Linked DNA regions of Homo sapiens: region 2 is linked to region 1. Evidence: chromatin loops called from intact Hi-C (ENCODE). Cell type or tissue: CD4-positive, alpha-beta T cell. All regions are shown on one strand. Links, peaks and the distances in the headings refer to the core of each region. The heading gives the core; the rest is flanking DNA. Region 1 holds the start of NBPF1 (NBPF member 1). Region 2 overlaps ARHGEF19 (Rho guanine nucleotide exchange factor 19).

Region 1 (5,370 bases), core at 185-5,184:
CTCAGTTTTAAAGGTTACCCAAAGCATCCTAAGACAACTCAGCCTAAAACGATATAAAATCAGTTTTAATATAACTGAAGTTTCTACATTCTGACTCCAACTGTCAGATTGTGACATTTTCTCTTTCTCTGACTTTATGCCAAATTTACTTCAACTTCTAGCATCCATCATTCTCATTTATGAACAAATATGTATTTAACAAATGTGGAAATACAAATCATGAAGCAAACAAAACCAAACCCTGGGCTTACGTAGCCGATAGTAAAAAATTCACCAAAATAACCACCCGATTACAGTTTCATGCAATGTGATAGGAGTAAGGGACCACCATAGGGAGGTCAGAAGGTGCTTTTCAGAGGTGGAGACTACAGCTGTTCTCAGAAGAATAGGGGTTAGAAGAACTTTCCAGGCACAGAGCAAAGCATGAGCAAAAGCTCTGTGGAGGCCAGGAAGCTGGTAAATAGGGAATAAAAGAGGCCAGTTTGGCTGGAGCAGAGAGAGCAGAACAGAATTGGTCTGAGTAGTGAGAAGAGATGAAGAAGTGGGCAAGGCGCCTGGCCATTCGGGGCTTGGTTAGTTAGGAGGTTTTGTCTAAGAGAATGGGAAGGTGTTTAAGTGCTTTAGGCTGGGAAGTGACACGGTCACATTATATTTTGGAAAAGCCACTCTGCCTGTTGTGTTGAGATTAGAGAGGCGATAAAGGGGATATGGGTAAACCACAAGAAGACTAGGTCAGTAGTCCCTCGACCCTCACTCCCCAGGTGAAGGCAGCCTAGACTAGGGTGGTGACGGAGGAGATAGAAGAGGACAGATTCAAGGAAAATTTGGAAGGTAAAAACCAGTAGGATTTGCTGACGGATGGAGTATAGGAGGGGAGAGGTAGATTATCAGGGATGTATCTTAGTTTTCTTATACAAGATAGATTCAGTTGCAATGAAATTGTTAACTGAAATTGACTTTAAATAATGGCATGACCTAAAGTTATGCAAACATTTGCCTTAGATAAAATATCAAGTTTTCAAAGTTTTTAGCTGGGTGGACGGCATGGCTTTACTTCCTATTTCTTGGTATTCTAATCCTGTTGAAAAAAAAAGTTTTTCTTTTTCTCAAAGGCTTATTTCAGTGGAAGCCCATCTGCAAAATCTGTTAATAAATTTAAATTAGAAAATAACTACAAGTGCCATTGACACATTGGTTATTCTTTTTGAGAGTGACCTAAGGCCACCTCTGGGAGAGCTGGGGGCTCTTCTGAAGCCTGCCCGACTGCACCGCGTGCCCGTGCCTGGAAGTCAGATTCGGGGCGGTGCGGCAGCGCGAGGCCTGCAGTCCTAAGCGCGGGGTCGCTCCAGCCCCAGAGGGGGTGTGTCTCCTGCCTCTTCAACCTGGCAGGGGCTGTTCAAGTGGCCGGGGAAACCAGCGATTTGGAGGGTCGAGGGCTGGTGCTTTGAAAGACAGGCGGAGGGGAGAGAGGGATTTCCCCGTCCCCGCTGCACTCGGTCCTTCCCCTGGGTTACTCCTTTCCTCCGCCTGCGCGGCCCCTAACCTGCTCGAACCCGTTGTGCAGAAGAGGCCGCCGGGTCCCTTTAAGGCCCCGCCGCGCCTGCGCCTTGGGTTATCCTGACACGCCCATCGGGATCCTGAGGAGCCAGTGGGCTGCAGGCGCAGGCGCAGGCGAGGGGCTGGGTGGCGGTTGAGACAGCGGCGGTACTGGGAGGCGTAGGTGAGGGTCGCGAGGCTGCCCGAGCTTCTGAGCGAGCGCGGTGCTTTTGGGAACGCGGGACGGGCGATCTGCGGCGCCAGGAGCTGGGCCGAGGCGCGGCGGCGCGGCTGCCGGCTGCCCTGTGAATGGGAAGTTACGCGAAGTCCACCCAGCGTTTCTGAGGTGAGGGCGCCGCGCCAGGCTGGGCGGGCGGTGAATCCGGGACCCGCGGGCGCACAGCTGGGTCGAGGCGCGGCCGTGGCAAGTTTTGTTGCGCGAGCGCGGGGGCGGGTGGGGGCTGTGGGGGGTCGTGCACCGCCGGGGCCTGAGTTCCCCGCGCTGGATTCTTCGCCTGCCGCTGCCGCCCGCAGCCCAACTCTCGTGGGCGCTGGGGAAGAAACTCGCTGGCGGGTGTTCTGTGGCATCCCAGGGGGTGGAGGGACGGAGCAGCTTCGGGGGCACGTCCTCCTATATCCTGTAGAGGACACTGACCCCGCACCCCACCCTCCAGGCCAGAAATCCGTTCCCTCTGCGGACCTGAGAGGCGAGCGCGCTCGCGCCCCTGACTTGCAAAGTTGGGGTCTTTACTGGCCTCCGGGCTTCTGCTCCTGGCGGTGTCTCCAGGCTGGTGATGGGCAAGCCAGGTGTGCCAGCTCCAGGATGCACATGAGCAGCATTTGTAGCCATCACTGAATCACCTCCTGACTAGCGGGGCAAGCCTCAAATGAACCGCAGGATTTCGGGTAGATTGGATTGTGGGGTTGCTGTTTGCACTCCAAAGAGTTGCTGTGATTTCCCTGCGTCTGGCTGGCTGGCTGGCTTCTTAGATCATCTCATGTGGCGTCCTTTCAGCGGAGAGTTAACCAAGACGTTTGGCCTGGCTTCCTTGTTTTCCTCCTATCTTTTGCTTAGAGCTGCTTTCGAAAAGAAGTCTTTTCTGGCAGTGGTATCTTTTCTTTGGGTTACAGTGTTGTTCATCCTTTCTTTGCCAAAAGAATGAATCCCAGTGCTTCAGGAAGTTAAAGAAAAGATCTGCTGGTAGTGTTCTGAGCTGATATGCGTTAGTAGCTTTTTGTTTTTAAATTCTATTGGTAAAATTTCACTAGTGAACCAGAAGCTACTTTTTCTATTCTGAAATGCTAGCTTTAAGATTTCTGAGAACTTTGCGTCAAAGAAATCTTGGAAAAGTTACTGAAGTATACAGAAGTTCACAATTTTACATGTGCAGGTGGCCCGGGCGCAGTGATCACACCTGTAATCCCAGCACTTTGGGACGCCAAGGTGGGTAGATCACTTGAGCCCAGGATTTCCAGACCAGCCTGGGCAATGTGGCAAAACCCTTTCTCTACTAAAAATACAGAAGTTAGCTGTGTGTGGTGGCGTGTGCCTGTAGTCCCAGCTACCCGGTAGGCTGAGTTGGGAGGATCACCAGAGCCCGGGAGGTTGAGATTGCAGTGAGCCGTGATCATGGCAGTGCACTCCGACCTGGATGGCAGAGTGAGACCCTGTCTCAAAAAAAAAAAAAAAAAAGTAATGAATTTTTACCAAGTGAACCACCACAGATCAAGAAATTGAACATTACTAGTCTGGGGTATATTTGTAGGGGTGGCATTGTTGGTTTTAGAGGTATATGAATGATAAAACTTTAGTATTACATATTGTTGAACATTTTCCCAAAGTAGTTGTACCATTTAGCAGGGATATGCTGGTTACCCCACATCTTCGCTGATACCTGTCAGTTAAAAATTATTTTGCCATTCTAGTAGGGGTGCAGTAATATATCAGTGTGGTTTCATTGAGATTGAGTATCTTTTATTGCCATTTATATGTCCTCTTTTGTGACGTGCCTGTTAAATCTTTTTATCCAGTTTTCATTGATATGCTTGTTTTCCTGTTGATTTGTAATACTTTATTCTGGATATGCCTCCTTTCTAGGATTTATATGTATTGCATTTCCCTTTTTTCAATCTGTAGCTTGCGTTTTCACTCTTTTATGGTGTTTTTTCATGAAGGGAGATTCTCTTTTTTTTTTTTTCTTTTTGAGACAGGATCTCACTCCATCGCCCAGGCTGGAGTGCAGTGGCACAATCACAGCTCACTGCAACCTTGACCTCACAAGGCTCAGGTGATCCCCCTGCCTCAGCCCCCAAGTAGCTGGGACCTACAGGGGAGTACCACCACACTCAGCTGTTTTCTGTATTTTTAGTAGAGATGGGTTTTGCCACGTTGCATAGGCTGGTCTGGAATTCCTAGGCTCAAGTGATACACCTGCCTCGGCCTCCCAAAGGGTTGGGATTACAGGCATGAGCCACTGCACCCAGCCTGAGATTCTTCATTTTAATGAAATTATACTTTATTAATCTTTTCCTTTATGGTTACTGTTTTTTGTGTCCTGTTTAAGAAATCAATGCCTAACCTAAGAGTATGAACACATTTTTCTGTGTTAACCTTATAACGATTTTATTTTAGTTTTTGCTTTTTTTTTTTTTCAGACAGGGCCTCAGTCTATTATTGCCCAGGCTAGAGTGTGGTGGCAGGATCTCAGCTCACTCAACCTCCATCTCCTGGCTCAAGTGATCCTCCCACCTCAGCCTCCTGAGTAGCTGCGACTATAGGCATGTGCCACCATGCCTGGCTAATTTTCATATTTTTTGTAGAGATGGGGATTCAACATGTTTCCCAGGTTGGTCTCGAACTCCTGGGCTCAAGTAATCTGCCCGCTTCAGCCTCCCAGAGTGCTGGAATTACAGGTGTGAGCCACCCCACCTGGCTATGATTCACTTTTTACTACATGGATGTGTCTGCTTGATCCAGCACCATTTATTGAAAAGACCATCCTTTTCCTTCCGCACCATGTGGCACTTTTTTTCATAAATCGAATGACTGTATGGTCATCTGATTTATGAAATTAGTGTGGGTCTGTTTCTGTTTCTGGACCAACTTGGGTAACATAGTGAGATCCCATCTCTACAACAAATAAAAATAATAAATAAATGAATAAAATTTAAAAAATAAGTGCGTAGAGCAGATGGAGTCATAGGTGATAATTTATAAATGATTGCCAGTTTCTTGGCTACATATGGGTGTTGGTAATTCAGATGTGTTGGGTGTTCAGGCAAAACGTATTAAGTGAATTATATGGTGTTCAGAATGATTGCTAGATGTTCATTGTGACTTGAATTAGATGTTATTTGAGCCTCACAGAGCTACAGTTTTTACTCTTTTATTTATTTGTCTTTTTAAAATTTTTACAATCTTCCTGTCAAGGCAGTAACTCTTTTATACTTAATTGTTCTTAAGTATACTTAATTACCAGAAAAGCTTTATGGATCATACCTAAATAAGTGTTAAGCCATTTAAGGGGCTCACGTGCTGTGATATAAACAATAGTATTCTACATAATAGTTTTAGGACTACATCAAATAATTTTTTTTTTTTTCTTGAGACAGTGTCTCGCTCTGTCGCCCAGGCTGGAGTGCAGTGGTATGATCATGGCTCTCTGCAGCCTTGATCTCTCAGGCTCAAGCACTCCTCCCACCTCAGCCTCCTTAGTAGCTGGGTCTACAGGCATGCACCACTGTGCCCGGCTAATTTTCTCCTTTTTGTAGACAGGGTTTTCCTGTAGTGCCCAGACTGGTTTCAAACTCCTGGGCTGAAATGATCCTCCCACC
Region 2 (5,370 bases), core at 303-5,302, 410 kb after region 1:
GCCCTGAGCACAGAGGAGCCCAGGGTGGAGTTGTCTGGGTCCACCCGAGTGAGCCTCGAAGGTCCTGAGCGGAGGCGCTTCTCGGCATCGGAGCTGATGACCCGGCTGCACTCTTCTCTGCGCCTGGGGCGGAATTCAGCAGCCCGGGCACTCATCTCTGGGTCAGGCACCGGAGCAGCCCGGGAAGGTACCAGCTCCTCCCATGGGCCCTGAGGGCAGCCAGATGCCGGGTGGGGGTGGGGGTGGGCGATGCCCACTCACCGGCCGCCTGAGGCCGTCAGGGTGCCTGGGCCGGGGCCCAGGCCCCAGGCCCACTCTCTGGACCCCCCACCCTCAGTTCTCGCCCTCTCCAGGGAAAGCATCTGGAATGGAGGCTCGAAGTGTAGAGATGAGCGGGGACCGGGTGTCGCGGCCAGCCCCTGGTGACTCACGAGAGGGCGATTGGTCCGAGCCCAGGTACCACCTCCCGTTTGGGCTTGGGTCCGAGACAGGGTGCAGGCGAACTAGGGCCGTGACGCTCTCTCTTTCCTAGGCTAGACACACAGGAAGAGCCGCCTTTGGGGTCCAGGAGCACCAACGAGCGGCGCCAGTCTCGATTCCTCCTTAACTGTACGTGGGAGGGGGGTCCCTGGGAGGAGGTAACGGAGGAAGGGGCTGCGGTGTGGAAACGGGGAAAAGAGGGTTTGGAGAGTTGAGAGGTAGGGATCGAGTGAGAAACGGAGAATGGAACTGTCGGTATCTAGCACTCAGTAGGTGCTCAATTTGTTTATGGAATGAATGAATGAATGAATGAATTCACTGTGTCCAGATATCCGAACCGCGGCAAAGGTTAAGTGACGCGGGCTCTTGAGGGAACCGAGGAAAAGCCGGGCAGGGGCTGGCGGGCGCCCCACGCTCTCCCCCGCCCGTCTTTCCCCCAGCCGTCCTCTATCAGGAATACAGCGACGTGGCCAGCGCCCGCGAACTGCGGCGGCAGCAGCGCGAGGAGGAGGGCCCGGGGGACGAGGCCGAGGGCGCAGAGGAGGGGCCGGGGCCGCCGCGGGCCAACCTCTCCCCCAGCAGCTCCTTCCGGGCGCAGCGCTCGGCGCGAGGCTCCACCTTCTCGCTGTGGCAGGATATCCCCGACGTACGCGGCAGCGGCGTCCTGGCCACGCTGAGCCTGCGGGACTGCAAGCTGCAGGAGGTGGGCGCGCGCGGGGACCCGGCGGGGCGGGGGCGGGCCGGGGAGTACGCGGTCCGGGGACTTAGCGGGAACCGGGCCATAGAGGGAGGGGGACACACAAAGGGGGTTGCTGGCGCGACTGTCCGCGCGGAAGGTTGGCTCTAGGACCTGACTACACGAGGCCGTCTGGAAGCGAGGACAGCAAGCCGCTGAGCGAGAGGCGAGGGGAGCCGGGCTTGGGTGCGGGTAGGGGGCGGAGCCAGCGGGACGAAACCTAGGATAGGACAGGGCCGGATGAGGAGCGGAACCATTGGAAGAGCAAACGCCTGGTGGGCGCGGAACAAGGCGGGGCCAGGATCAGGGGCGGGACCTGGGGGGTGGGCGGGGCTCTGGGAAGAACGCGTCGGGGCGGGGCTTAGGAGAGGGGCGGGATCGAGGACAGGAAAGGCTTGCACAATTTCCCGCGGCGGGACGTGGGTCGCCGGGCCCGCCCGGCGCCAGATTAGGAGTGGGGCTAGAGAAGGGGCGAGGACGCGAGGTGTGGCGTCCTGGGGTCTGGGGATGTGAGGCCAGGGCCTCCGAGGTGAACTGGTCCTGCCCTTTCGACCCCGTGTGTGCCCTCCCTCAGGCCAAGTTTGAGCTGATCACCTCCGAGGCCTCCTACATCCACAGCCTGTCGGTGGCTGTGGGCCACTTCTTAGGCTCTGCCGAGCTGAGCGAGTGTCTGGGGGCGCAGGACAAGCAGTGGCTGTTTTCCAAACTGCCCGAGGTCAAGAGCACCAGCGAGAGGTGAAGAAGTGGTCTGGCCTGGCCCGGGGTGGGGACGGAGCCAGTGGTTGGCCAGCTCCCAGATCTGGGGTCTCCATCCTGGCTCTGACTCCTCAGGTTCCTGCAGGACCTGGAGCAGCGGCTGGAGGCAGATGTGCTGCGCTTCAGCGTGTGCGACGTGGTGCTGGACCACTGCCCGGCCTTCCGCAGAGTCTACCTGCCCTATGTCACCAACCAGGCCTACCAGGAGCGCACCTACCAGCGCCTGCTGTAGGGCTGGGGGCTCTGAAAGGGGCGGGGGCGTGGAGGGAGTCTCAGGCAGGTGTAGGCACTGAGGGCTGGGTGACGTAAGGTGACTCTGGGAGGGGAGGGGTCCCTGAAAAGGTCTCTGTGACCAGGATAAGGTGAGATGCAACCCCAAAGGGCAGTAAGGATGTGCTGAGAAGCCCCCTGAGGACCCCGTGGATGGCCAGGGTTGTGGATCCCAGGAATTCAGGCCTACCTGTGATTCCAGAGTCCTCCCCATTTTCCAGCCTGGAGAACCCCAGGTTCCCTGGCATCCTGGCTCGCCTGGAGGAGTCTCCTGTGTGCCAGCGTCTGCCCCTTACCTCCTTCCTTATCCTGCCCTTCCAGAGGATCACCCGCCTCAAGATGTTGGTGGAGGTACCTCGAGGGGACAGGCCACAGTGAGGGCTGGGCGAGGGAGATACACCTGTGGGCGGGCCGGGTCTCGGGAGTATGAGGACTGCCTCATTGTGCTGATCCCACCTTCCAGAACATCCTGAAGCGGACAGCACAGGGCTCTGAAGACGAAGACATGGCCACCAAGGCCTTCAATGCGCTCAAGGAGGTGAGCTGGGCAGGGCAGGGGCTGCTTGGCTCCTGAGGCCCCCCCTGGACCCCCAGCACGTCTCTAAAACAGCCCCCAGCTGTCAGAGTCTCCGGTCCCCAGGCAAGAGTCTGAGGCTGGGCTCTGGGAGCCGGAGCTGAGGGGCTGCAGGTGACCTCCCCACGGCTCCCCCAGCTGGTGCAGGAGTGCAATGCTAGTGTACAGTCCATGAAGAGGACAGAGGAACTCATCCACCTGAGCAAGAAGATCCACTTTGAGGGCAAGGTGTGTGTCTGCAGCCAGCGGGATGGGGACCCCAAGGGGCAGCTCTTGTTTCTTCCTTGCCCTGGGGGCTTCAGGCCAGTTAATCGCTGCCCACACCCTCCCATCTACCATCTTGTGCTCTCTGCCTGGTGCCCCTGGGCCTGACCCATCCTTCTCCATCCCTCTAGATTTTCCCGCTGATCTCTCAGGCCCGCTGGCTGGTTCGGCATGGAGAGTTGGTAGAGCTGGCACCACTGCCTGCAGCACCCCCTGCCAAGCTGAAGCTGTCCAGCAAGGCAGTCTACCTCCACCTCTTCAATGACTGCTTGCTGCTCTCTCGGCGGAAGGAGTGAGTCGGGGCAGTCAGGGGTGGGTAGGTAAAGTGGAGCCAGGCTCTCTTCCTCCCCACCACTGGGCTTATGACCAGTCCATCCCTGGGCCTGGGAGTCCCTGCCTGTGCCAGGGTATGCTGCCAGGGCACCCTGAGATTTGGAGGCTCCTGAAGCAAAGGCAGAGATGTGAGACAAGTCCATGTTCCAGAAGGGAGAATCAAGGGCTAGACTGTATGCCGAGGACTTGGAGATGCTGTGAGCTTCAGCCAGTAAGAGCAGAGACTAAGAGCATAGCCCTAGAGTCCCAACTCTGCCCTGAGTCACAGCTATGCCAGAAGCCAACATTTACTCAGTACCTACTCTGTGCAAGGCATGCTACGTGGATTATTCCCTTTAATCCTCCAAATACCTCCCTGGGAAATAGGCTTCTCTGTTACTCTCAGATCATGGAGCTAGTAGGTGGGGGAGCCAGGAGGATGCCAGCTCTGTCTGATGGCAGCACCATGCCTGACTCACAGTGAACACTTGTTCAGTATTAGCTGGGATTGTTAGGAAGAGTGAGGTAGAAGACTACCTGGATAAGGTGAATGGGATAAAGGATGGACATGTGGGCTGGGCACGGTGGCTCACACCTGTAATCCCAGCACTTTGGGAGGCCAAGGTAGGAGGATCACTTGAGTCTAGGAGTTCAAGACTAGCCTGGGCAACATAGTGAGACCCCATCTCTTAAAACAAAAAAGGATGGACATGTTATGCTATAAGAAGAATTCATTCCTGATTTGTTTGTTCATTTAGTAAACAGTCACTGAATCTCTGTTCTGTAGCAGGCCAGTGCTAGGGACATAAATATGAATGAGACTTGTTTTCTGCTCACAGAAGCTCTCAGACAGTGAAAATACATTCTGACAACCATATCATCAGGGTTTTGATATAAGGGTGTACTGCGGTATTTCCTGGTGTGGAGTGAGAATCAATAAAGCTTCATAGAGGACAGGACATTTGAGCTGGGTTTTGAAGGATGAGTAGGAGTTTTCCAGGTAGACAGGTAGTTTGAGTGCAGGAGTACAGCAGAGTCATGGTAGGGTAGAAGAGCGGAATGTGTGTTTGGGAATCATGAAGCCTAATGTGGCTGGATTTGTAAAGGAGAAAGGCAGCAGAGGGAAGTTGGGATGTTGAAGGTCATGATAGAGAGGTTGGACTTTTTCTGAGGCAGCAGGGAGCGTGGAGAGTTAAGCAGAGGGATGATATTTTGCTCCTGGCCAATTTGGAGGATGAACTGGAAGGGGAGAGGCCAGAGGGTCTTGCAGTTGCTCAGGAGAGGGTAGATGCTCCAGAAGTGGCAGGGTACTTCAGGATAAGTGGATTCAAGGGACAATAAGGAGGAAAGACAGGACATAGCTACCAGATGGGTGTAGGGGGGATGGAAAGGGAAGAGGTGAGCATGACGTCTGAGTTTCCTCTTGGGCAAACTGGTGGGGTCTTTCACTGGAATGGAGAACAGTAAAGGGGATCTGGCTTGGAGTGGGAGAAGCTGAGTTTTTTCTGATGCCGAGTTTTGTTGAATGAGTTGACGTCTGTGGAACACCCTCCACCCATCCTGCCTACAAGTACTTACTGAGCCCAAATTGTGGGTCAGGCAGTATCATCAGACACTGAGATACAGTGGCAAAGAGACGAGGCTCAGCCTTCGTGGGGCTTATATACTGGAAGAGAGTTAGACACTCCTCAGGGGAGCTGTCCAGTTGGCTCTTTGGAACAGACGCTTGGCAGAGAGGTTCAGAGAGAGGTCATGAATCGCTTGAACCTGGAAGGCGGAGGTTGTGGTGAGCCGAGATCATGCCACTGCACTCCAGCCTGGGAGACAGAGCGAGACTCTGTCTTAAAACAAAACAAAACAAAAAGCCAAAAAACTAACAAATAAAAAAACAAAAAAAAGAGAGAGAGAAAGGTCAAAAGTGTGCTTGGGGCTCAGGGACTGGTCTCCATCACCTCCAGCCTCCACCAGCAAGCCAGCG

The links. A loop is a pair of places that touch in the nucleus more often than their neighbours do. Peaks named below come from ENCODE experiments on the same cell type or tissue, not always from the same donor. Only the 100,000 strongest peaks of a DNase experiment are listed, where the experiment ranks them.
Region 2: a loop joins it to region 1, with 9 times the contacts of the local background. A loop is called at or near these places in 2 of 110 quality-filtered maps.

Annotation. Positions count from the first base shown.
Region 1 is chr1:16,609,850-16,615,219 of GRCh38, reverse strand. NBPF1 (NBPF member 1) reads left to right here and starts at 1,656. Exons shown (of 18, transcript NM_001405701.2): 1 at 1,656-1,882. RefSeq lists an enhancer at 855-1,812. In CD4-positive, alpha-beta T cell, for the core only: a CTCF peak has its summit at 2,140; DNase peaks (open chromatin) are centred at 629, 1,629 and 2,369; H3K4me3 peaks cover 1,767 bases; H3K27me3 peaks cover 245 bases.
Region 2 is chr1:16,202,761-16,208,130 of GRCh38, reverse strand. ARHGEF19 (Rho guanine nucleotide exchange factor 19) reads left to right here. Exons shown (of 16, transcript NM_153213.5): 3 at 1-187; 4 at 354-456; 5 at 533-609; 6 at 921-1,183; 7 at 1,791-1,951; 8 at 2,048-2,200; 9 at 2,464-2,593; 10 at 2,706-2,780; 11 at 2,955-3,044; 12 at 3,212-3,372. Among named protein-coding and RNA genes, the nearest start is that of ARHGEF19, 7.2 kb to the left of the region's middle. RefSeq lists an enhancer at 1-839 and silencers at 886-1,335, 1,536-1,605. In CD4-positive, alpha-beta T cell, for the core only: CTCF peaks have their summits at 2,769 and 2,983 (motif pointing left); DNase peaks (open chromatin) are centred at 1,090, 1,440, 2,130, 2,940 and 2 weaker places; H3K4me3 peaks cover 1,836 bases; H3K27ac peaks cover 1,453 bases.